3 separate regions of the Mus musculus genome follow, and regions 2 and 3 are each linked to region 1. Evidence: chromatin loops called from intact Hi-C (ENCODE). Cell type or tissue: heart. All regions are shown on one strand.

The links. Peaks named below come from ENCODE experiments on the same cell type or tissue, not always from the same donor. Only the 100,000 strongest peaks of a DNase experiment are listed, where the experiment ranks them.
Region 2: a loop joins it to region 1, with 8 times the contacts of the local background. A loop is called at or near these places in 10 of 42 quality-filtered maps.
Region 3: a loop joins it to region 1, with 4 times the contacts of the local background. A loop is called at or near these places in 7 of 42 quality-filtered maps.

What each region holds. Positions count from the first base shown.
Region 1 is chr5:111,410,924-111,418,923 of GRCm38, reverse strand. Mn1 (meningioma 1) reads right to left here and starts at 1,624. Exons shown (of 3, transcript NM_001081235.2): 1 at 1,261-1,624; 2 at 1-1,105. The coding sequence starts at 758. In heart, CTCF peaks have their summits at 1,649, 2,667 and 4,543 (motif pointing left); DNase peaks (open chromatin) are centred at 295, 1,003, 1,713 and 4,543; H3K4me3 peaks cover 3,329 bases; H3K27ac peaks cover 3,525 bases; H3K27me3 peaks cover 1,878 bases.
Region 2 is chr5:111,569,664-111,577,663 of GRCm38, reverse strand. No RefSeq gene overlaps it. Among named protein-coding and RNA genes, the nearest start is that of C130026L21Rik, 7.9 kb to the left of the region's middle. RefSeq lists an enhancer at 1-359. In heart, CTCF peaks have their summits at 59 and 4,670 (motif pointing right); DNase peaks (open chromatin) are centred at 3, 3,013 and 4,023; H3K27ac peaks cover 2,010 bases; H3K27me3 peaks cover 4,858 bases.
Region 3 is chr5:111,616,081-111,624,080 of GRCm38, reverse strand. No RefSeq gene overlaps it. Among named protein-coding and RNA genes, the nearest start is that of C130026L21Rik, 39 kb to the right of the region's middle. In heart, a CTCF peak has its summit at 3,351 (motif pointing right); DNase peaks (open chromatin) are centred at 1,400, 3,260 and 3,940; H3K27ac peaks cover 788 bases; H3K27me3 peaks cover 926 bases.

The sequences.
Region 1 (8,000 bases):
TCAGAGTCAGAGGGTGAAAACATGTCAAAATGTCCTGAGGGCGGCTCGCTCGGGTAATTGTATTCCAGGGAATCTACGGCTCCTTGGTTCGTCACCCTCCGGGGCTCCAGGCTGTGAGAATCCGAGCCGCTAGAGGCGGACAGGCCGTGAAAAGAGGCAGCCCGGTTAGGGCTCTGGTCCAGAGGCAGGCACGGGGCAGGCACGGCGTGGCCCGAGGTGCCCGAACTATGGAAGTCCGGGAGGTTTCCTGGCCGCTGCGGGCCGAAGCCCTCCGGCCCCTGGCTCTCCGCCATGTGCTCATAACTCTCTGCGAAGGGAGGCTGGCTGCCCAGGCCGCCCGCTGCACCTCCGTAGCCAAGCAGCCGGCCCCCGTGCAGACATGAGGCACCTGGATCCGGACCACCGAAGTTGCCCCCAAAGTGGGGGTGATGCTGGTGCGGGTGATGGCCTCCGGGATGGCTGTGGTGAGGCTGCTGACCGCCGAAGAAGCCATGCACAGGCTGCGCCTGCAGCCCCCCTGCGTGCAGCTCGGAGTGGCTGCGCGCATGAAAGCCGTAGGGCTCCATGTTCAAGCCCAAGATCGGGGGTTCGCCCAGAGCGCTTATTGCAGGGTCCACGGGGCCAGTAGGAGGCCCGGCGTGGAAGGCAGGAGCCTTAAAGTGGGCGTTCATGCTCAGTCCGGCTTCGTTAAAGTTCCCCTCGCCCTGACCAGCGTGCCGGCTGTTGATCTGGGGCTCGAATTGGTCCAGCCCAAACATACTTGGCGGGGGCGGGGGGGGCGGGGGGGGGGCGGGAGGGGATCAATAGGGCATGACAGCCTGCTCCGCCGCGCGCCTCCGGCCAGGTACTCGCCTCAGCCGAGGTTCCGGCGCTCCGGGACGTTCTGCACCGCGGGGCGCAGCGCTCACTGCCGCCCGGCCCAGCGCGCGGGCGCTGGCTAGGAGCTCTCTCCGCTGCTCTTCGGAACCTCGAAATCGACCCAAGCGGGCCTCTCACGTCTTGCGAGGCCGCGGCGCCTCCTGGAGCCTTGTCGGGGGGCCCATGCCCCGGGTCGATGGCACGGTCGCGGGTGGGTATGCGGAGAGGAGACCTGGAGGCCGACGAGCTGAGACAAAAAGTTAGATAGGGGGGAGGGAAGGGGACGGAAGAGCAGAATGATCACCTCTGGAGTCCGCGGCGCGGCGGCTGGGGCCGTAGCGGAGCCCCTTGGTCCTTCCCCTGCCCCGAGTCCCCGCTCCCGGGCCGCACCGGCTCCCGCACCTCCGGTCGGCCGCGGGCGATCGGCGGCGAAAGCCTCAGCGGCTCGGAAGACGGGCTGCTCCGCTCCTCATCGCCGGTGCTGGATTCACAGCAGTAGACGCGGGCGCCGGAGCGGGAACGCAGGCTGCGGGAGACGCGCGGCTCCGCGGCTCCGCGGCTCGGGCTCGATCGCCGGTCGCCGCGCGAGTTCGCGGGAGTCTCGGGCCGCGCGCGGGAGGGGAGGCGTGGGGCCGGCGGTTCCGAAGCTGTGGTTCCCGCCTCCGCACTCCACGGGTCCCCTCGGACCCGGGAATGGGCCGCGCGGGCGAGCAGGGCGCGCGGGGCGGGCGAGGCGCTGCGAGGTCCGGGATTCCGCTCCGCGTCTGCCTCTCGCCGGCGCCGGGAGAAGCAGCAACAAGTTTTGCGTTTCAGCAATCCATTCCAGCCATTACCTCTGCACCAATCAGCGCCGCCCGAGCGGGCTCGGGGGCGGGGCTCGCTCTTAAGGTGGTCCCGGGTCCCGGCTGCGCAGGCCCGGCCACCAACCCGCGCTACTCCGGGTCCGGCGCTACGGCGTTGGGGGTGCGCCCCAGGTGCCCCCGGCTGGGGAGGGCGCGAGCCTAGGACGACGGCGGGAGCCAGGCTTTGTCCGCCCCCTTCCCATTCACGCTGTTCTCAACTCCCCACCCCCAACCGGAGCCAGCGCGACCTGCGGGGTGGGCAGGGGGCGGGGAGGTGGGCGGTGAGCTGTGCGGGGCGCACAGACAATGGGGTAGCCTGGCAGAGTCCCCGGACGCGCCAGGGAAAGTCGCTAAGTGTCGCCTGTGCTGCAGCCCGGGGCAGCGCCCCAGGGAGCCGGCCCTGGCAAGTTCACGAGGTGATCGCCGAGGGGAAACACGAAGTAAGGTTGTCTCTGCGACCAGAGACTGGCTCGCTCCTTCCCTAGTCTCCCACCGTCCGCGGCTTCCGGTTCTCTGCCGCTGGCTCCACCGGGAAGAAGCCACGCACCCTCGGCCGCTTTGTGGAGCCACTTCGGGTGAGCCCGGCGCGGGAGCGACGAGGCGAGACAATGCGAAACCCTGAGGAGAGCGACGCGCAAAGGGCGCACGGGGTGGGGGCGGGGGTGGGGGCGACACCTTGCTGCGGCCACAAGCAGGCAGGCCCAGGCCCTGAAGGGCGCGAAGTTGGCCTCCTTAAAAGATCAATTAAACTGAAGAGGTCAAAGAACGGAATTGGATTGTGATACTAAAATCAATAAGAGTGATTTAATACCTACCCTATTTCATATGGAATATTTATCCCAATAATCTTACTTAAAATTGTTTAGATCTTTCTACTCCTCACGGAGTAGAGGCTGAAATCTATCTTGCAATTAAAAGTTAGAAGTTGGAGGTGATAGGAGGTGGAGGTGTTTATTCTGTGGACGCGCGCGCACCCAAGCGCCAGCATGCGTGTGCGAGTTTTCCTCTCAAAGTGTAAGTAGGGGAGGAGGGGCGGAAAGGCTTTTAATTTTCCTTGTCATGAAATAAAGCGAGACAATTTTGCTGGCAAGCCAGGATTCTTAAAAGAAGAGGGGAAAAGAAAAAAAAAAAACTTTCGTTGAAGTGCCCCCGATATCGCTATTAAATCTAAATAAAATTAAGCACGGTGTATAAAAATGCCTTCCCCCCCCCCACAAAAGAAAGTGTTTATCGCCCAAGTCTGTCTAGCGTTTGCTAAATTACGCATGAAATCTGAAATGAAATAAACGTTATAATAAAACCAACCCGGAGCCCTTTTTATTTAAAAACCTCAGATTAAGCACTCCACTGTCGCGGGCATGAGTTAAAAGTTACCGTGTCATTCGCGGCCGATTCATTACTCCCTGGAGCTTCTGAGGAAAGAAACGTTGGAAAATGGGCTCGATTTAGGAAGGGGGGGCAGGAAGCCCCAAGAGACGTCTCAAGAAATCACACACACACACCCAAGACACACACTCTTTCACACACACAAACCCATCCCCCACACACTCACTCACCCCCACCCCCACCCTCACACACTCGAAATAAAAGCTCTCAGGAAGCTGCAACAAGCTCGGGTTTTTCCTGCAGTCTACAGATTTTTTTTTCTTTTGAAATTAAAAATGAAAATTACCCCCACCAAAAAACGGGGCCCATAAATAAGCATTGGGAAGAAGTATTTGTGCAGGGTGGTGGAGTTTTAAAAGGATTTTTCTGCAGGATCAGGTTGTTGGTCTGTGATTAAATATTGATTTTGTGTAATTAGTTTTCATGCGAACTATCCTCTTGCTGATAGCTTAGAGGTTTCAGAACTAGAAAAGAAATGGAATTGGACATGGAAATTATTACTTAGCAAAGTGACAGGGAAGGAAAGCCAGCGAGAAGACAGAGGCTTTGCCTGTGTAGGCACAAAGGAAAGAGCACCCCGTTAGACACCCCCAACTAACCCTCCAGGCCCAGAGCTGAGGGCCCTTGAACCTCCTGGGCAGAAAGGGGGAAGAGTTCCGGAATAGATGTCAGGAGGAGACCCCAGGTAGCAGAGCTGTGACACCTGGTCATGTGCCTCTGTCCTGCGGACAGTAGCCTTCTAAATAGGTTGAGATGGAATGTCTTGTATTCTGGAGGGGACCGGGAGGTGGTGGGGGGGGGGCCTGTTTGGAGCACTAGGAAGAGATGTTAGGAGCTGGGAAGAAAGACTCACAGGCCTGCTGTCTGGGAAGCACTGGTTTGAGGGTTTGGGGTGTCACTCCATACTCTTTGGTAGAGGGCCCCCACATCTGAAGGGAGGAGGGGGTGGGCATATATTTTCCAGGCTCTTTCCCAGAGTCAGCACTTTGGGGTGTGTGTCTGAAAGAGGGTGGGTAGGGTCCCCTTCCTTAACACTATAAATGGACTACGCTTACATTTGTCCTTGCCCCAGGAGGCTAGCCTACACCTGTGTGTTTCTATATATGGCAGATGCATGCATCTTTGGAGGCCACTGTGGTGTGTGTGTGTGTGTGTGTGTGTGTGTGTGTGTGTGTGTGTGCACTCAAGTGGATGTTGTCTGCTCCCAGCCACCACCTCTCTCTGGGTGTGCAACTACGTATCTCTGTGCAGTTGCCTCTGCCCTTTGGGTGCCCTCACCCCTGCCCTTGTGTGCCTGATGTCCTACTGGCAGGAGGATATGCTCTTCTGCGGGGCCTTTTGCACCGCAGCTCGAACCCTCTGTGATGTGGGCACCCCTGTATATGCCTGTGTGTGCACACACCTCTGGAGCTGGCTTCTGTTTCTTTCAAACAGACACATTGCCCCCTAGTGCTCAAACGGACTCAGAGCCCCTGCCGGCACCAAGCCAGGAGCTGCAGAGCCTCAGGCATCTAGCTGGGCCTTCTCCTTCCTCTCCCCCTTCCTGTACCCCACCAACACCACCACTACTGAGCATGTTGGCACCAGCAAAGGAAGGAAGGGACACAGATGGGCTGGGGCCCTGAGGCTACTTTGGGGTGCTCTGAGCTGGTAACATGTGAGGAGCTGCCTGGAATGTCCCCTTAGCTGCTCAGAACAGCTTCCAACTGGGGCTGAAGAAGGGCTTCTGAAGTCCACATACAAAAATACGCATGCTCAAAATGCACAGCCCTGAGAGCAGGAGACACAATGCTCGTATTTGCCCATCAGCCCACACAAATCTGAAGGGTGCCTGTCAGCACACGCGCAGTAGACAGACAGGAGACAGTCCTAGGGACAGGCCAGTGAGGTGTCCTCTCATCTGGCTGTATACAGGGGGCTTCCCATCTAAAGTCTGACTTCATCTTCTCAGTGCCTTCAAGGTCCAGACCTGACCTATTTGACAGATGCCTCTCTTGGTCAAGGAATTTGCCCAGAGCAAGGTAATAGCAGATCCCAAATTCCAGTCCACAGACAGCATCCTGGGGCTACTGCCAGGCCTAAGCTAGCATGGCCTCCCTGGATCCTTCCCCAACAAATGTTCTTTCCCTTCCCCGCATCTCCCATGCACTCTAGAGCTTGGACACTTGGCTTCGTCCTCTGTAAGGTCTGGAGAAGCCTGCTTATCCAACATCTTGCCACGGAGTAGCCCCAAGATGAAGTCCTTCATGGACCTATGGGTTTAAATCTTATCTTCTTGGGCTGTGTTACCTTGGGCAAAATATTACCTTCTCTGAGCTTCTATTTTCTGTTTGGAAAGGGGCATCCATGCCGGAGCATAAGGGTGATTGATCATTGATTGTGTTTGCAAAGCCAATAGACCTCACGTGTGGCTGGGTGAGTAAGCCTCCCTCCCAGCCACTATTCTCATCGAGCCTCTGTCTGCTTCTGCATTTGAATGAAAAAACGCAGAGGAAAACAATGGTCTCACTCAGTCCTGCTCAGTAGCCCAGCTATCAAAGGTGGATGTCTCAGTGGATGCCTTACTGCTCCCTGCTCCTGCTCCTGCTCCGAGCTAGTGTCAGTGGAGCAGTCTAGATGGTACCCTGGACAGAAACCTCCAGGCAGCCCCAGTGTGACCAGGAGAGAAGACCAAGGGGCTGGCTGACTAGTAGGTACAAGGGATGAGACCTTCCTGTAGCCACAGGCTGCTGGTTGCTAAGCAACAACAATTCCACCTCTCTACACACCGATACCTGATATCTTCTAAGAGTGTCTCTTCTAGCCGTCCACTGTATGTGAAGGTTCCATCTGGAAACTCAGCAAAAGAAAAGTCAGAAAACAATTTCAACCTTTAGATCAGATCAAAGAAGTCCCCCTTTTTTTTTTTTTTTTTTTTTTTTGGACATGAGAAAGATTCCATCAATAGGGGCTAAAAATACCTGTGATAAGAGGGTAAAGAAGTAGAAAAGGGTTTCCCAAAGCTTTGAAGGGTTTTGAGGATAGAATAGGAGTATGAGACTCAGATGAGGCCAAAGGACCTTTTCAGATAAAGAAACTAGTTAGAAGGATACGGGAATTTTCAGGCAGCATTCAGGAGAACAAAAGTGCCAAGACCTGCATCAGAGAAGGTGGACACACGTGGGCCTCATGAATACCATGAAAGATCAGAAGCAAATTCCTAGAGACCTGAAAACCATTCCTTTCTTTGCCCTTCAAGGTGGTTCCAGAAGTCATTTTCACCTGGCTTCCTTGGAAACCAGGCCAGGGGGAGAGAGGGAGTCCTGTGTTTGTCCCTAAGCAGCCAGCCCAGGACATACCACACTATTTTCACGACTAAGTTTCATCTTGTGGCACAAGACTCCCTGGGAAACAGGTCTGCCCACTTGTTCCTGGTAAGAACAGCTTGGGTATGAGAGTCATAACTGTCAGGTTCAGAGCCACTGCCACTGTCCTGACCAGGCAGCAGCCTAATAAGGTGTCTTACACCTACAAAGTTGCCTACAAAGGGGTCGGGGAGAGGGAGATACGCAAGAAAGAACCTGGCTCACTGGATAGATGGATGGACAGACAAACAGATAGATAATTAGTTGAGAGAGAGAGAGAATAAGAAGATGGATTGGATATATGGATGACAGGTAAACAGGTGATGAAAGAGAAGAGAAACAACAAGGAAACAAAAAGAAACAAAGAAGCAAAAGGAAAGGTGAATAGATAGAAAATAGACAGCTGGATGGAGAATGGATAGATGATAATGAATGGTGGATAGATGAATGAATGGATGGGTAGATAGACAGATGATAGACTGGGGATGATGTGTGATAAACGGGTGATTCGTAGGTAAAGATAGATGGTTAGTTTAGGTACTCAGGTGATGGACGGGGTCATAGCAGGCAGGGAGACTAGTAGGTCACTGTTACTATAACCAACAGCCACTGTTGGTTATTAGCAGGCTCCATTGCTCTCTACTTTGTAAACTTTTTAAACTGAGGCACAGAGGATAGGTGAAGCGATGCACCCGAGCTCACAAAGCAAATGAGCCAGAAGTAGCATCTAAGCAGCTGGCACCCAGACCAAGGCTCTCTCTGCTCCACTCTGCTTAGCTCCTTAGGAATCCAAGCTGTTGTCTTAAGGGAACACGGCCTGACGCCCTGAAGGCCCTCAGCCTAGAGGGAGACTCTCCTCTCTTTTCCTTCTGGGCAGCCTGACCTTAGTGTGTCAGCATAGAAACCCACTGACTGTCCCCTCAGAAGGAAGGTTATTGGGGCCAGGTGGATCCTGTGCCACAGAAGCCTTCTTGGCACCATAGGCCATTCAACTGCTCAGTACCCAGCCACTAGGGGTATGGGGACTCCACAGGTGCTTCAGGGCTCGGCTGTGCTGGGTCCTTTGTGCCACACAAGGCAGTTCAGCACAGCCCGAAGCTGCCCAGCTGACAAGTGACTGAAGCTCATGTGCCAGGCACTGGGGTAGTGCTGCCCTGAGCACACAGAGGCTGAGGGGAGACAACTGTCCAGAGGGGACATCCCAATAGCAGCCAGAGCTAGTCCTTTCTTTGGGGTTTTGTTTTTGTTTATCTTTATTTTGTTTTATTATTTGTTTGTTTATTACTTTTTTTTTCTTTTGAAAGAGTCTTGTAACATAGCCCTGACTGGAAACTCACTAGATAAACCATCTGGAAATGAACTCTGAGGACCCTCTTACCTCTGCCTCTTGGAATACCAGGGTTACAAGCCTGCACCAGTGCCTGGATGGGACTCTTCTCTGAGCACATAGACACTTCTGGATTCCCCCTGAATCCTTAGCCCCTGAACCCTGAAAGGTATGGCTACCTGCTCCAGGCCTCACAGATGCTCAGCTCTGCCCTCCCAGACCATCATCAGATCCCAAAGCCTT
Region 2 (8,000 bases), 160 kb before region 1:
GCCAGGTTTAAGAGTTTTACAAAAATTCCCAAGACCTTTAGCCGCCTTGCGTTGAGAAGACAGGGCTGTGGCCTGCAGAGAAGTGTGAGGCTGGGAGCTGAAGGCAGGAAGCAAGCTCCTGTCCCAGTCCAGGATGGTGCAGCCGGGGTGTGAGGGGTGGAGGGACACACAAGGGCCAGAACATTACCCTTGGAGTTAAAATGGCCACATTTCAACAAGGGCCCTATGGCCACTTCTGCCCAGAACCCAGAAGAAACAGAATGGACAGCTGGTACTAGTGGGGGAGGGAGGCAAAGCCATCAATGGGACTGCATCCTCTGCACAGGTCCAGGAAGCTGTGTCTCCCCTATCATGTCCACTGCTTAGTCAGGTTCAGACTCCAGTCCTGCCCCTTCCTCACCTAATGTTCTCTAGAGCATCTTGGCTTTTACCTCTCAGAGCCTTGGCCTCTCAACTTTAACAGGGAATTAGCATCACTGAAGAGCTACCTCTGGGGACACACTGGACAGACAGAATGGTGCCTGTGAACTTATCCTGGCCTCCTTCCACAACCAGGCAGGGCCAAGCCTGTTGGAGGGATGAGGACATACCCAGACCCCAGAGTGAAGCTCCCACAGAGCTCAGCCTTCCCAAAGCTGCTCTGCCTTGGCCCACGGCAGGAGTTGTATCTCCTGTATGGCTTCAGACAAACCACCCAACATCTCTGACTCCATGCTGGCATAAGATGGCTCAAATGGACCTTTGCCACTGAGACAAAATATCTAACGTGTACAACATAGAGATTCTTTAGGCTCAGGTTTCAGTTCAAAGCTCAATTGTGCAGCTATGAAGGGGGTGGGGAGACACACCACACAGAGGGGGGGAAGGGGAGTAGGGGGAGGGGAAGAGAAGAGGAGAAGGAGGGAGGAGGAGAGGAGGGGAGGGGGAGGGGAGGAGAAGAGGAGAAGGATGGAGGGGAGGGGGAGGAGGGAGAAGAAAGGGGAGAGGGAGGGGGAGGAGAGAGGAGGAAGGGGAGGAGAAGGGGGAAGAGGGAGGGAAGGGGAGAGGGGAGAGGGGGATCGGGGAGGGGGAGGGGAGAGAGATGGAGAGACAGAGACAGAGACAGAGACAGAGAGAATTCTGTTACATGGCAGGTTTTCTCCTGTTCATTCCAGCTTAGGCCAGTAGGCTATGGCAGGTGTCACCCCCATTCAGGACTCATCTTCCTCCCTTCATTGGACCAGTCTGGACACACCCTCACAGAGGATACTTAACTAAGTACCAGGAAACAGATGTCTCAGCTCCATGGGGCTGATAATCAAGGCTGACCATCACAAGCAGCTCTGTCTTGGTCTGTTTTATGTTCCCACAACAAAATACCCGAGAGCAGTTGTTTAGAAAGAATAGAGGTTTGCATGGCTCATCACACTGTGTCTGGGAGTGTGTCTGTGTCTGTGTCTGTGTCTGTGTCTGTGTCTGTGTCTGTGTCTGTGTCTGTGTCTGTGTCTGTCTGTGTCTGTGTCTGTGTCTGTGTCTGTGTCTGTGTCTGTGTCTGTGTCTGTGTCTGTGTCTGTGTCTGTGTCTGTCTGTGTCTGTGTCTGTGTCTGTCTATGTCTGTGTCTGTCTGTGTCTGTGTCTGTGTCTGTGTCTGTGTCTGTGTCTGTGTCTGTGTCTGTGTCTGTCTGTGTCTGTGTCTGTGTCTGTGTCTGTGTCTGTGTCTGTGTCTGTCTGTGTCTGTGTCTGTGTCTGTGTCTGTGTCTGTGTCTGTGTCTGTGTCTGTGTCTGTGTCTGTGTCTGTCTGTGTCTGTGTCTGTGTCTGTGTCTGTGTCTGTGACTGTGACTGTGAAGGTTTTGAAGTGTGTCCTGCAGAGCAGTGGCTGACCCTTTCCATGAGAGGCAAGGGCAAGGGAGAACCTTGGGCCTCTCTCTCTTCCTGATCTTCTATGTCTCTAATCATCATATGTATCCCCCTTTCAGGACCCCCTTGACACCACTCCGGCTCCCAAAGACCCCACTGCAGGTGTCATCACCATATTAATTGGAGGTTAGGACTCCAACCTGTGAACTTTGGGCCCACATTCAGTAGAGCAAGGACTTTGAACCCTGGGTTCCGAGAAGCTTAGAAACACACAATAGCAGCACATGCCGAAAATTCTCAAGTGTGAGTTCCACCTTACAAACATTGGCTGCTTCTAAGCTGGGTGTCAGGTCCTGCCGTAGAGGCTGGGGCTAGGTACTAGGGTATCAGGATCCTGCCTCTGATGCTAGAGCTGGGGATTGGGTGTCAGAGTTCTGCCACTGCGGCTGGGGTCTTTCATTTTGTTAGTGAGCTTGTACCTACCATTTTATGTTTTTCAAATGGCACCTGGCCAACCATGGACAGGACTTTCCCTGACCCTGGGGATCAATGTTAGGAGCAAGCTGAGGTAGCCCCATGCCAGGCTCAGAGGAAATGGACGTGATGAAGCCCCTCACCTGCCATGGGGAGAACACATGATATGAGGTGCCCCCAGACAAACAATTGTACACAGAGAGGCCCAGGGAACCGGAGATTTCCCAGTGTTAAGGTCCAGGAGCTGCAATATCCCATCACTGCGTGCGAAGGACTGTGAGTCTGGATATATCTGTGCTCTACTTGTGTGAGTATGTGTCCAAGCCACAAGCGTGCTCACCAGAAAAGCACCTCGGTGGTAAACTTGGGATAAAGTCCAAGAAGGGCCCTGAGCTTGCCTGTTTGCAGAGTTCAGGGTGTAGAGAAGGAAGATACCACCCTACTGAGTGGCTGATGAATTTGGGATCTCTACACACCCTCTCTACCTGTAACTCATCACCTGCAAAGACAGATGAGAATCCAGCACTGGAGGAAAGGAGCTTACAGTGGGACTCCCAGTCCTTGGACCTCATCCCTGTGACTTCACTGTCTGGGGACGCTAGAACAGCAGAAGGGAAGAAATCAGATGGCTCCTGGGCCCCGTAGCACTCTGCAGCACCTCCCCCATGCGTGACAACTGTGTGAATACGGGGGACAGCAGAGATAGCAGCAGCAGCTGGGCCCTGCCCCCGTCCAGATGTGGGAAAGACAGCTTCTCCCAAAATACCCTGGCTGTGAAGTCAGAAGCCCCTCCTGGTGTAAACAAAGAGGCTGCTCCTGCCTCTGCCTGGCTGTCTCTGAGCTCATGGAGCATCAACCTTTCCTCCCCCACCCTCTCCTGGCTCCCCCCAGGAAGAAAGAGCCTGCAAATCACAAGCCTGTGCTTCTTCACCAGGTCCAGCTGCTCTGGGCGGGGCCATGACTCCTGAGATTGCCCCTGGCCCCTTTCTCTGCCTTCCCCTAACGCTGCCCCTCCTTCCCAGGCAGAGTGTGAGATGCTCAGCTGGGAGTGGGTGTCTGGTGCCTATGGTCACTGTCCCACCTATGCGTTTACTCTAAGGAATCACAAGAAACCAAGAATAAGGAATTGTCTAAAACTAAAGACTTGGCCTAACCCCAACTTTGGTTGGGAAACACGCTGTGGTATGTACATGCGACCTACCTAAAGCTCGGGGTAGGTTGGTACTGTGTGCACCCCACCGGCCTAAGCAGGTCTCTTTGTGATTCGCTCTGGCCCCCTGAGGAATAAAGAGGAACTGGGTTCTGTGCAACGCAGGAGGAGGCAAAGATCCCCCAGGACCTGAACTATATGCCCCTGTGTCAGGCACAAGAGTTAAGAGAGATCTGGGAGACACTACTGACCCGAATGAGTCGGGATTCGAACTCAACCCAGACAGAACCTAGGTTTTAATAAATTCTACACTGCCAACTGGAGCCAGAGGGGAGGACCAGGAATCCACTGAGCTCAGTGAAACTGGAAACACCTCGATAAGTTTCCCACACACGGGAGCCACCCCAGAGGGAGAGGCGTGGTGGCTGCCAAAACAAAAGTCCCATCTTACTTAAAGGTGGGAAGTGCGTGGATGCGGTATGGGGTGTGGCCCAGTATCACCCTGGCAACCCAGGGCAACAACTTCATAAACAGCAGTTGGCCCCACAGGGAGGTGGGGAGGAGTCCTCTCTTGCCCCTGGGATGGGGGTGCCTGGCAAAACCCAACAGGTTTGAGAAGCCAGAGCGACATGTTCTGGGAGTGAGGATGCTTGAGAGAAGAGGGCTCGGAGCCACAGAGCTCCGGGCCCGGTGATGCTGAGGGGCGGGGCCTGGCCAGCTCCCAGCCCACAGTCTAAGCACCCGGCCCTGGGGAGGAGCCTCTTCTCACACCAGGAGCACTGTGAGGAGCTGTCTAGAATCTGTTTATATGACTGCGGTGACAGCAAGCCCACTCCTCATTTTAGGGGCAGTATGAGCCCTCCTTAGAGCAGAGCGTGTCCTGGGTCCAGGGTGAAGGATCAGGTGCCAGCACTAAATCCCTTGACCTGCTTTGGCTTTGGAGGCGGGAAAAGATACATTTCCCAAGAGTCATTGCTCTTGCTGCTCCTTCCCTGGTTCCCAGTCTCTGGTCTGCATTCCATAGATGCCCGCTGGGTGGGAGGTTAGCTGAGGTGTGGTGTCTCAAAGGTCCCTGAAGACTGGACCAGACCACATTAGGCAGAGAATGCGGTGGGTTTCACAAAGCAGGACAAACAGCCCTGCAGGTGAGCATGTGGACCTTGGAGATCAAGAACAGATAGACACCCAGGATGCAACTGAGACAGAAACCAGGAGGTGGCATTTTAAGACAGGATTCAGGTCCCTTCTTACCCTTACCCCATGGAGGCCTACAAGGCAGGAAGAGGCTTAGAAGGCTGAGCTTGAGGGGAGAACCCTTGAGACATCTGAGCAGGGAGGTCTAGGTTGAGGCCTGATCCAGGTGTGAGAAGTGCTCCCAGAAGAGTGCTCCCTTTTGCTGGATTGGCAGATTGAACAGGCACAGCAGTGGTTAAGGTTTAGTCATATTCTCATCACATCGTTGTGCAGCCTCAAGAGAGTGAATGGTCCTGTCTCAGCACCTTCTTTCCTACCTGCAAAATGCCCATGGCAAGAGCACAGCCCTTGGAGCCAGAGTAGGATACGATGCTTGATAAGCACCCACTCTGCCGGGCTGTGTGCAGATGCTGATGGATATGAACAAGACAGACCAGGCGAAGCTTGTGCATTCACACTGAGGAGAACATGTGTGTCAATCAAGTCGATGCATACCACCCTCCACCCCATCTGCTCTGAAGCCACACTAGGCACAACAGCCCTAAGGTAGGACAGACCTTCAAAATCATAGTTGCTGGAGACAATGTATGTGAATGTGTGGTGTGTGTGCATATCTGTCCCTGTGTGTGTGTGTGTGTGTGTGTGTGTGTGTGTGTGTGTGTGTGTCTGTATCTATATCTTTGTCTGTGTCTGTGTGTCTGTATGTGTACAAGTGTGTCTGTGCATGTGTATGTGTATCTCTGCATGAGAGTGTGTGTCTGTGTGTGTTGGTGTGTGTATGTGTGTGTGTACATCTGTGTGTGTCTCTGTGTGTGTATGTGTACATCTGTGTGTGTCTGTGTGTATGAGTGTGTGTGTCTGTGTCTATGTGTGTCTTTGTGTATATGTCTGTGTGTGTGTCTCTGTGTGTGTGTGTTGGTGTATGTGTCTGTGTGTATATATATATATATATATATGTGTGCATCTGTATGTGTCTGTGTGTATTTGTGTTTGTGTGTATATGTGTATCTGTGTGTGTTGGTGTATATGTATGTCTGGATGTGTCTCTGTGTGTGTATGTGTGTCTGGGTATGTGTATGTGTGTCTGTGTGTGTATATGTATGTGTGTATGTGTGTGTATGTGTATGAATGTCTGTATGTACATGTGCATCTGTGTGTGTGTCTATGTGTGTGCATCTGTGTGTCTATGTGTCTATGCATATGTATGAATATCTGTGTGTGTGTGTGTGTGTGTGTGTGTGTGTGTGTGTGTGTGTGTGTGCAAGCCATGTGTTTGTCTTAGGTCAAGAATTGACAAAACTAAGAAATAAAGTCTGCACTTCCTGCCTACTTCTGCCTGTACCCTGGCCTCCTTCCTGCAGTCCACAAATTGTCATAGTCTCCTAACCAGACCCAGGAGCCCCCACCTGTCAGCCTCTGCTGGTGTGTGGGGCTGTGTGCCCAAAGCCCAGTGGCCTCTTTTCCTAGAATAACTATAGGAAGTCCTGCAGCCTCAGGACCAGGCATAGGTGGGCCTCAAGAGCCAACTCACTGCCCTGGGTGGGGACCAGAACTTTGTCTACCCAGCATCTGGCTGTCTGTGCCAAGGCCACACCCTCTCCCCCCCCCCAACCCCCCAACTGCTTTTCTCCTGAAATTCCCTCTGCATTCCAAGCTTCAGGGAATGAAATGGAGGCTCTGGAGGCAGAATTCGGAGGCAAAAGTGCTGAGAGGGGGTTTGAACCCAGTGGGGTTTGAACCCAGATGGATTGGCCTGGCCTCCTCCTTGCAGCTCAGCACATGAAGAAGTTGACTGCTCAAACCTCCAGGCTCAGCTGCTTCTTCTATGGGCAGCTGAAGCCACAGCCACGGGGCACCAGGCAGTCAGGCATCCCAGCTGGGGACACACCCTTGGCCCGGCTCCCGGCCTCGGCTGTCCTGCTGAGCACCTCTCATTTACTCACTTCATTAAACACCTTCTTCATGATGCCCTCCCGGCCTCCCTGCTGAGCAAGAACAAACATCGCAGCCCTCAGGGCAGGGGCATAAATCACCAAGGTTGGCAGAAGCACCACGAGCCTGGCTCACCTCTGCCCGGCAGCCAGCCCCATCAGGTTTCCTCAGACACTTTTAGAGTAGGCTGGGCTGTGTGCATGCGTGCTTGAGTGCCCTACGTGCAGTATGTCCCTTCCCCACACCCCTCAAGCTTGCCCCAGTGTGGTTTATCTTTCAGAGCATCAGTAGGAAGGAATCCCGGCCCGGAGTCACACAGGAATTTAATCAAAGCTCAGTGTCCCACAGTCACCTCTGTTTAGTCTCAAAGTGATTTGTGATAGGACATTTGCCTAACAGGCATAAAGCCTCAGGTTCCATGGCTAACACTGAAAAGAACTCACCACCACCCTTATCACCACCATCAATATCATCACCATGATCAACACCATCAATACGACCATCTCCGTCATCACTATCACCATCACACCTTCCACACCACCATCACCACTACCACCACCACCACCACCACCACCACCCAGAGGCCAGGCTAACCCTGACAGAATGCCAAGTTCTTCACACATCCCCTGGGAAGGGTGGCACGAAGGGGCCCTCCATCTGTTTCCTTCTCCTCCTCTTCCTCTTCTTCCTCCTTTCCTCCTCCTCTTCCTCTTCTTCCTCCTTTTCTCTTCTTCCTCCTTTCCTCCTCCTCCTCTTCATCCTCCTCTTCCTCCTCTCACCATCTCATCGTCTTCCTCATCCTTATTCCTGCCATGCTTTGTGGGCTACAGCCTTTGGCTGAGTCTCCACAAATCCAAAGCCTAGCCATGGCAGGCAGGCAGGCTGCCCTCCTCCTCCTCCTCTTTCCAGCCAAGGTCTTAGACAGGTGACCCCACCTCTGTGGGCCTCCTTCTTTGTCAACTGAAGCCTCCATCTCACAGGGGGTGGAGGAGGGGGGATTGTGTGTGGATGTGTCTCTGAAGCAGTCAACCTGTGCCTGTTTGTAGTAGGTGTGCAGCTCACTCCAGTGTACTCTCCAGTCATGACCACCGCTCCCACCCACTCTTGGTCAGGATAGACAGGGAGAGGTGGGACTCCCTGAATAGCAGAGCCCCAAGTGCTCAGGGACTCAGGAAGCAGGGAACCTCAGCTCAGAACTTGTGAGAAGTCTCTGTCCATCCTGTTTTTTGATTCCAAGTTCCCAGCATGGGAACTCCTGGGAAGCAGATCGGCAGCTGTAGACCAAATCCAATTACATGTGGCTAGCCTGGGGAAGTCCTTTCCTGTCCTCTCAATTTCTACCCTGTAGCCTCCTTCTCCTGGGCGCCTCCTCAACTTGGAGCTCAGATTCCAGAGCTGGGAATGATGGATAAC
Region 3 (8,000 bases), 210 kb before region 1:
ACAGAGTGTGCTTCTGTGACTTGGTTTCCCCAGTTACACAACCAGAGGCCTGAGCACTATGGATGGCCCTATAGTTTGCCACCAGGCCAGGACTCTGTACCCATAAACCCCCACGTGCAGTGAGAGCTCCCTACATGCATTGCACATTAAGGCACACAGAAAGTGTCTACTAAGAAGAGAAGTAATCGGGAAGTGACTATCCTGACACACAGTAGGGCAGGATCCGAATCCAGGTTCCCCTCACAGCTGTCCTTCCATGATGGCCGCATCTGACCATGGTGGTTCCTGTCCCCAAGGATACCCTTTCCCTTTAACAACCAGTGGTTTGGCAGACAGACCAAGTACAGACCCCCAGCTGCCTAAATGACAGTGGATGCAAGGCACTGACCTTCCATCAAATGCAGATCTCAAGATCTGGGTGTGGGGCTGGAGAGATGGCTCAGTGGTTAAGAGCACTGACTGCTCTTCCAAAGATCCTGAGTTCATATCCCAACAACCACGTGGTGGCTTACAACCACCTGTCATGGGATCTGATGCCCTCTTCTGGTGTGTCTGAAGACAGCTACAGTGCACTCATACATATAAAATAAATAAATCTTTAAAAAACCAAAAAACAAAAAAGATCTGGGCGTGTCTCCTCAACACCCGTTCCCCTTCCCAAGTGTGAGAAGGTTGCCTAAAAGGGTAGAATCCCTGCTGGTAGCAACCACCACTATTGCTATGGTGACCAGTGTTCCATATTGGAAATGGCCAGGCCCAGATGGACATGGACACCTGACTGAGGGTCATTTGTGGCAGGGTACCTGAGCATATGAAAACCTTAAGCTCATTTCTAGAGGAGAGATGGTTGGGGCAGGGGGAAATGGAACATGCAAAAGGCCCCTCACAAATAACTCAGTTCAAACTGGCCTTGGCCAAAAACTCAAGAAGGAATAGAAGGACAAGAGGAGTGGGTGGCCTTCTGGCTATAGTGTAGATGGGACATGGGACGAGACATGTTCTTAACAGGTACAGACTGTGGTAAAGAATGCCAAGTGTCAGTAAGTCATACCCCCAAGAAACCTAGAACTCAGTCATGAGGAAGCATGCCAGGATGTCACCCAAAGCTTGGGAGGCCAAGGCAGAAGGACTATGTGTTCCAAACCAGCCTGAAGAACTCTGCCACAACCCTACTCCCCAGCCTAATATCCTCAACAAAGAGATTACCTGTTGAAGGATACAGAATCAACTGCTACCTAGCAAGGCTTGCTCCAGCAGCTCAGGTCTGTCAGGTCTAAATGACTGTCTCTTCCCTCCCTCTGTTCAGCTTGCTCCTCTTGGATGCCCTGTGTTGGTGTCTGAATATGAACTGTCCCTCATGGGTTCTCCTTTTCCAAGTGGCGTAGTTCCCAGAAGACAACTCTATTTTGGGAGTTGTGGAGACTTCGGGAGGCAGGGCCTCTAAGGGATGCACACCATAGTGGGCAGGCCTCTGGAGGTTGTCTCCATGCCTGCTCCTCTCTGTCTCACTCTCTCCCAGCTGTGAGTGTGTCAGCATTTACCATATCCTCCCCATGCTGAGCCCCGGAAACTGGGTTGAACCTGCTCTTCCCGCCCTCGGGTGGTACTCTCAGGAATTTGAGTCAGGGTAACAGTTACTCTGTTGCCACTTCTCCATTAGCTTTTTCATAGCTGTGACAAATGCAGTCTTGGGAAGAAAAGGTCTGCTTTGGCTCCCAGCCTGTCAGGAAGGCCACAGCCCAAGAACAGGAGGCAAAGGTTACAATGTATCCACAGGTAGGCAAAGGATACACTATATCCACGGGTAGAAGGAAGCAGAGAGGGGGGGGGAGGGGGAAGGAGGGAGGGAGGAGGGGAGAGATGGATGATAATCCAAACTCATTTTCTCCTCTGTGTGAGGCTCAGGTCTCTCCCTGCCATTGGGACACTGACTGACTGCCACATTCAGAGTGGGTCTTCCCATCTCAGTTAATTGACTCTGGAACTCCCTCGTAGACATGGCTCCTGTCATGCTTGGTGGCCTCATGGTGGAAACCACACCACTTACCCAGCCTCTGCTGGGCCATGGCACAGTCCCACACATGCCTCTTCCTGGTCATCCACACCTCATCTTGGGACAGGGGATCTGATGGGCCCCCAAGGGGAAGAGGCTCACCAACCATAAAACAACATTCCTTGTACTCTGCTTCAGTGATACTCAGGGAAACTGAGTCACAGATCCCTGGAAGATCCCGACACAGCAGGCTGGACTGAGCTATGTGGTCAGCCTGGGCTCTGGGTTTTCCCCTGACATCTTCTGCATCCCCATCAACCCATGTTCTACCATGGCGGTGCTCCCACGTGGAACAACGGTATGGCCAGTGACACCCACCCTCTTGGTTATGCTGGCATTTCAGGGTTACAGCCTGTAAGTCCCGTGGGCTTCTCTCTGCTCTTCTCTACCCTTGATGAGGGCTTCTGGGCAGGGAGCCTTAGGGCAGGGCAGGGAATGAGCTGTGTAAAAGAGCTCAATCACCTTGGTCACAGCTGGATGCCTTAGATGCCAAGTGGGAGGTAGGAGTCAGACCCCAGCTGCCCAGGGTTCAGCTTTGCTGCAGTGACTTCAAAAGTATTTCCAATACTTCCTGCCTCCCATTCACCAATGCAGATTCCTTCAGACAAGGACTTGGTGCTTAATGCTGGGATGGGGACAGCAGCCCAAAACAGGTGACACGGAAAAGAGGCTGAGTGCTGTGGCTGCCCTTCTGGCCTGTCATCTTCCCTTCATGAAGAAGTGCCTTCCTCTCTTTTAGACACAGCTTCCTTCCTAGAGCCCTTCCTCAGGTGCCATAGGAAACCCAGAGACTCGGCAACTTCTTGTGTGGACACAGCAGAGCTCTGGGCAGACTAAGCCAAGGCTGTCCTGACTGACTTGGGGGACAGCAGAGCATTGGTCCTCGGCAGGCTTCGGTAGCTCCTCCCCGCCCCCATCATACCCTCAGTGCCCAGAGCATAGTGAGTATTCAATGCTTGTGACCGTGACCGACAAGTAAACCAAATGACCTGAAATGCTTACTTCATGCCAGACCTGTCAGGATAAAGGCACTAGAGATGCTAATGTTGAACGGGTTTAGTGAGAATCCTCCCGGGAGCACTGCAGTGCTCCCCAGAACAGCCTGCCTTACCTAACACGCAGACAACAGCCTGGATTCCTGGAGGAGTCCCCAGGACAGCAGCTATCTAAAATTAGACCTGCATTGGCCAGTACTTGTAGTCACATGATGACATCGCAAGGGCGTGTAAAATGTTCACAGATTAAAAATAAATCAGTGGCGTACAGGGGTGAAAATTAGGCAGGTGCCCTGAGCCCAGAGTGTCCCAGCAGGGGGCAGCATCTGTGGTCAAGGGCAGATAAAAATGTTAAAACCATTTGACCTGTGAACCAGGGAGGAGAAAGGATTTCACAAGGGCCATCTACACAGTGTGGAGAAGGCAGCACTGTCCTTCCTGGAGGGCTTCCTGGATAGAGAGGCATCTAGGCTGACTCCCTCTTTCCTGAGAGAGTATAAAAAAAAGGGAACATGAGCCACAGGAATGAGTAATGAGCACCCAGGATTCTGTTTGTTGATTGACTTACTGAGCACACACCCCACAGGTGCACACTCACAGCCACACAGGCCATGTTGACATGCAGCACATATAATCATCAGAAAATGGGGGCTCTTCGGGCCTCTAGGCAACATCTTTGGGAACAGGATTGATTCCTGAGAAAACAAACAAATCCACACGCCCTAGCCCGCCTCAGCAGCCCCACACTTTTTTTTTCTTCCCAAGCATTATGGAAATGAGATCGGAGGGGAGCCGCATCATAGCTCAGCTATTTCCTGACGTCTGTCCTTGGGGCCCAGAGCCTGGGCTGCACACCACACACATCTCTTCCTTGGCTGGAAGGGGTAAGTTCGGAGCCAAGAGCCCCAAGATATGGGGAGGAGGCACGAAAGGCCTTTCAAACAGACCAGCCAGGCTGTCTGGCCACAGAGCTAAGCTGAGAGGTCCAAACCGGCCCATCCCTGGCTGCAGCCGCTGAAGGAGAAAAGGAAGGCCATGATCCTAACTGAAGAGATCCACGGGGTATTAGAAGGATAGCCACATGTGCCCACACTCCCTCCCCCTCCTGCCCTCCCACCTCCCCTCTCTTCTTCTTGCTCTTCCTCTCTCCTTCCCTTTTCCATCCTCCTCTCCCTCTTCCCTCCTCCTCTTTCACCTCCCTTTTCTTCTCCGTCCTTCCCTCCTTTTCCCTTCTCTCCTTTCTCACCTTTCTCCCTCCTCCCTTCCCCTTCTTCTCCCTCTTTCTCTTCGTTCTCCCCTCCCTCCTTCCTTCCCCTTCTCCTCTCTTCCTCCTCCCTCCTCCTCTTCTTTCTCCCTCCTCCATCTTCCTTTTCTCTGCTTCCTCCTTCCTTTCCATCCTCCTCTCTTTCTCTCCCTCCTTCCTTCCTTTTCCCTGCTCCTCTCCCTTCTCACCCCCTCCTCCTCTCCCCTTCTTCTCCTTCTTTTCCCTCCTCCTCCCTCCTCCCTCTCTTCTCCCTTTTCCTCTCCCCTTCCTCTCCCTCCTCTCTCCTCCTCTTCTTTCTCCCTCCTTGTCCTTCCCCTCCCCCTCTTTTCCTCTCCTTCCTTCCTTCCTTTTCCTTGTTCCTCTCCTTCCTCCCCTTCCTTCTGCTCTCCCCTCACTTCCTCCTCCTTCCTCGCCCTCCTTTGTGAGTCTCTCCACCTCTGAAGCTCTCAGAATCCTCTTTATATGCGTGCTCCGAATTCTTCCTCATCTCTGAGTCTCAGACCTGTTCCATCATCTTGCTCCAGCGTGTCTCTGTCTCACCTCTCTCTCTCTCTTTCTCTCTCTCTCTCTCTCTCTCTCTCAAGCAAGTAGATGAAGCTGGAGTTGTCTGAGAATTCCAACCCTATAAACAAAAACCCCATGATGAAACAGACTCTAATAAGGTCCTGCGTTGTGCCTACCAAATGACCACAAGGAAACAGCTCAACCACCAGGCCTGTCGTTAGCAGTGGGCAGAACAATGGGTTCTCTCAAACCCATGTGGCTGAGGTGCCACATGGGCCTCGCTCACTGAGCGTGGTCTAGAAAGTCCATCCACCTGTGGACCATGGTGCTTTGCTGGGAACAGGGTGCAGGGACATGGGGTCCATGACTAACACCCCCACCCACCCACACACACACACTTGTCTGAAACAGTGGAAGTCACACATGCTGTAAGAATCATGTCCAGGGTGCTGGCTGCAGCAGCCCTGATCCTGTGGAACCCTGTGGGTGGAATGAGCTGGGTCTGTAGGTCAGGCCAGAAAAGTACACACTGTGAACTCTCTGCCTCTCTGATGCTTCACCTGACGGCCACAAGCCCTCAGCTTGGATGAGGGAGGGTAAGCCAGGCTAACAACCACATCTGGGAGACCCACGATGTCCCAAGGAAATATTTAACTTATTTCAGCCAAGTTGGGTAATGGGCTTGCTCACCCCAGTGTGACTCCACCTCAGTGCTGGGCAGTGCTCGTGGGGAGAAAGATGGTGGCTCTAAGGACATTCTTGTCCTTTTCTACAGAAGTCACCTGCTGCTGGGATACAAGGAGCCATGGAAGCAGGGAAGGGAGTGGAGGCTGAGACCATGTGAGCACATGGGGCTCTGGGAAGAGAAGCCTAACCACTCGGGCATGTATGTGAGCACGGAAAATGTCCAGAAGGATCAGTCATGCCTGTGGGAGAGATGCCAATTAGCACTGAGATGGCATGGCTGGGCATGGTGGCCCCACTTAACTCCACTACACCTGTGGGCACTGAATTGTTTAAGCAGGTGAGCTTTGTAGCCCAGTCAGATTCCTGCAAGCTCTGTGAGATGGAAGGCCATCTTCCTGTTCTATCCACTCCAACGGCCAAGTAAGTTAAGGACTCTGGGAGGAGCTCAGCATTGGGGTTCCGGGGAGAAGCATTTAAGTGACCCCTAATGCCAAAGGGCAAAGGCTACTGGGCCTGCTTCTTGATGAGCTGCTCATAGCCCAAGGAGGACAGACTCACCTTGTGTAGAAAGTGTGTCACCTGACACCATTGACCTAAGCAGGCTTGAACCATGGACGTCCAGGGAAAGAGGATTCTCATCTTACAGACAGGAAATGCCAAATGTCCAAAATGTTGGGGCCCCTCCCCCAGCCACCTAGCGTAAGCTGAGGGGCCAGGATGAGCCCAGGCCCCATGCTACAGAGAACCAGTTTCTTCCAGATATCACTCCTTATTATCAACAAACTTTGGAGACAGGACATCTCTGCCTGGCTATGTCTGTGAGAGCGGAGGGGGAGGAGACTCAGAAATCAGTCTCAGGTGACCTTCACTGGACACCTTCGGAATCACCTAAAACGGCCACAGGATGATTTCGGGGAGGAAATGTCGAACACTCAGGTGCATGATGGCCAATCACAGATAAGATTTCAGCCTTCCTGGTTTAGCTGTGCGGTTTCAGGCAGGTCCCTCCACCTGGCACTTTCCCTGTGTACTATGGAAGTGACACCAGTCTCAGTGGGGATTGGCATGGAGGAGAGAGATCAGCATGGAACTCCAGGAGCAGAGAAGGTCTCCATGAGAGAGTGGGCCGCGGGCCACCTAAATGTGTGTGGACATGTCACCCTCGCCCTTGCTCTCCCATCAGAGCACAGAGCAGGAGGGGCCCGTGATCTTGGACATGTCACCTCATGGTGTCCTTCCATGTGGCTCGGCCATATGACTCTATGTGACCAGCATATATACTGGCTGTTTGGGGGATGTTTATTACATGACTTTCTTACGGCTGTGGTAACTGATACACCCTCGTGTGTCTCTGACGATTGCACCTTCTAGATCTCTCTTTGCCCCTTGACCTCTCTCCCTCCCAACCATCACCCTGTTCTAAGTCACCATGACGTTCAACCTCAACTGTCAACTTGATGAGATCTAGAGTCACCTTGGAGACAAGCCTCTGGGCCTGCCCTGAGAGATTCTCTTAGTTATAGTAACTCAGGCCCATTGTGGAGGATGCCATTCCCTGGGTCAGGCCTGGACTGAAAGGAAAGGAGAAGCAAGCTGGGTATGAGCCTTCTTCTCTCTTCTTCCTGACTGCAAGTGTCATGTTGACCATATGCTTCAAGCTCCTGCTGCCTTCAGGTCCCAGTGATGGAGCTTGCACCCACGTAAACCATAAGCTGCTTTTGACAATGTGGGTACCACATCAGCTGAGAGAGAGGGAGAGGGGGAGGGGGAGGGGAGGGGGAGGGAGAAAGAGAGGCATTGACAGCAATGGGCACTCAGAATGCAGCCACACTGTGATGGGCCTGACCTCCTTAGACCTATGGAACTGGCATGTGGAGGGATTGTGCGACTGTGGGTTAGAGAACCCTAAGAATGGCTCAAGTGGGATGGCTCAGTGGGCAAAGCCACCTGTCACAGATGCCTGGTGGCTGAGTGCAATCCTGGAATCAACATGAAGGTGTGAGAACAGAACCAATTCCACAAAACTCCTCTGACCTCCACATGTCACCCCCACACACATTCACACACACACATCACACTCACATCACACACACCACATATATCACATATATCACACACATGTGCACATACACATCACACATACATATCTCACACACACACACACTCACCACACTCATATCACACACATACACATCAAACATCACACACACAGTTTACACACATCACACACACATCACACATATCACATACATATCACACACATCATACATATAACACAGAAATACACACATAACACATACATCACACACACATCACAAACATACATACATACATTCATTCATACATACATACATACATACATACAGAAAAATATACACACATACACACAGAGAAATATACACACATCACACACACACCACACACATCACACAGAGAGAGAAATACGCACACATTGCACACACATCACAAACATACATTACACACCTACACAGAGAGA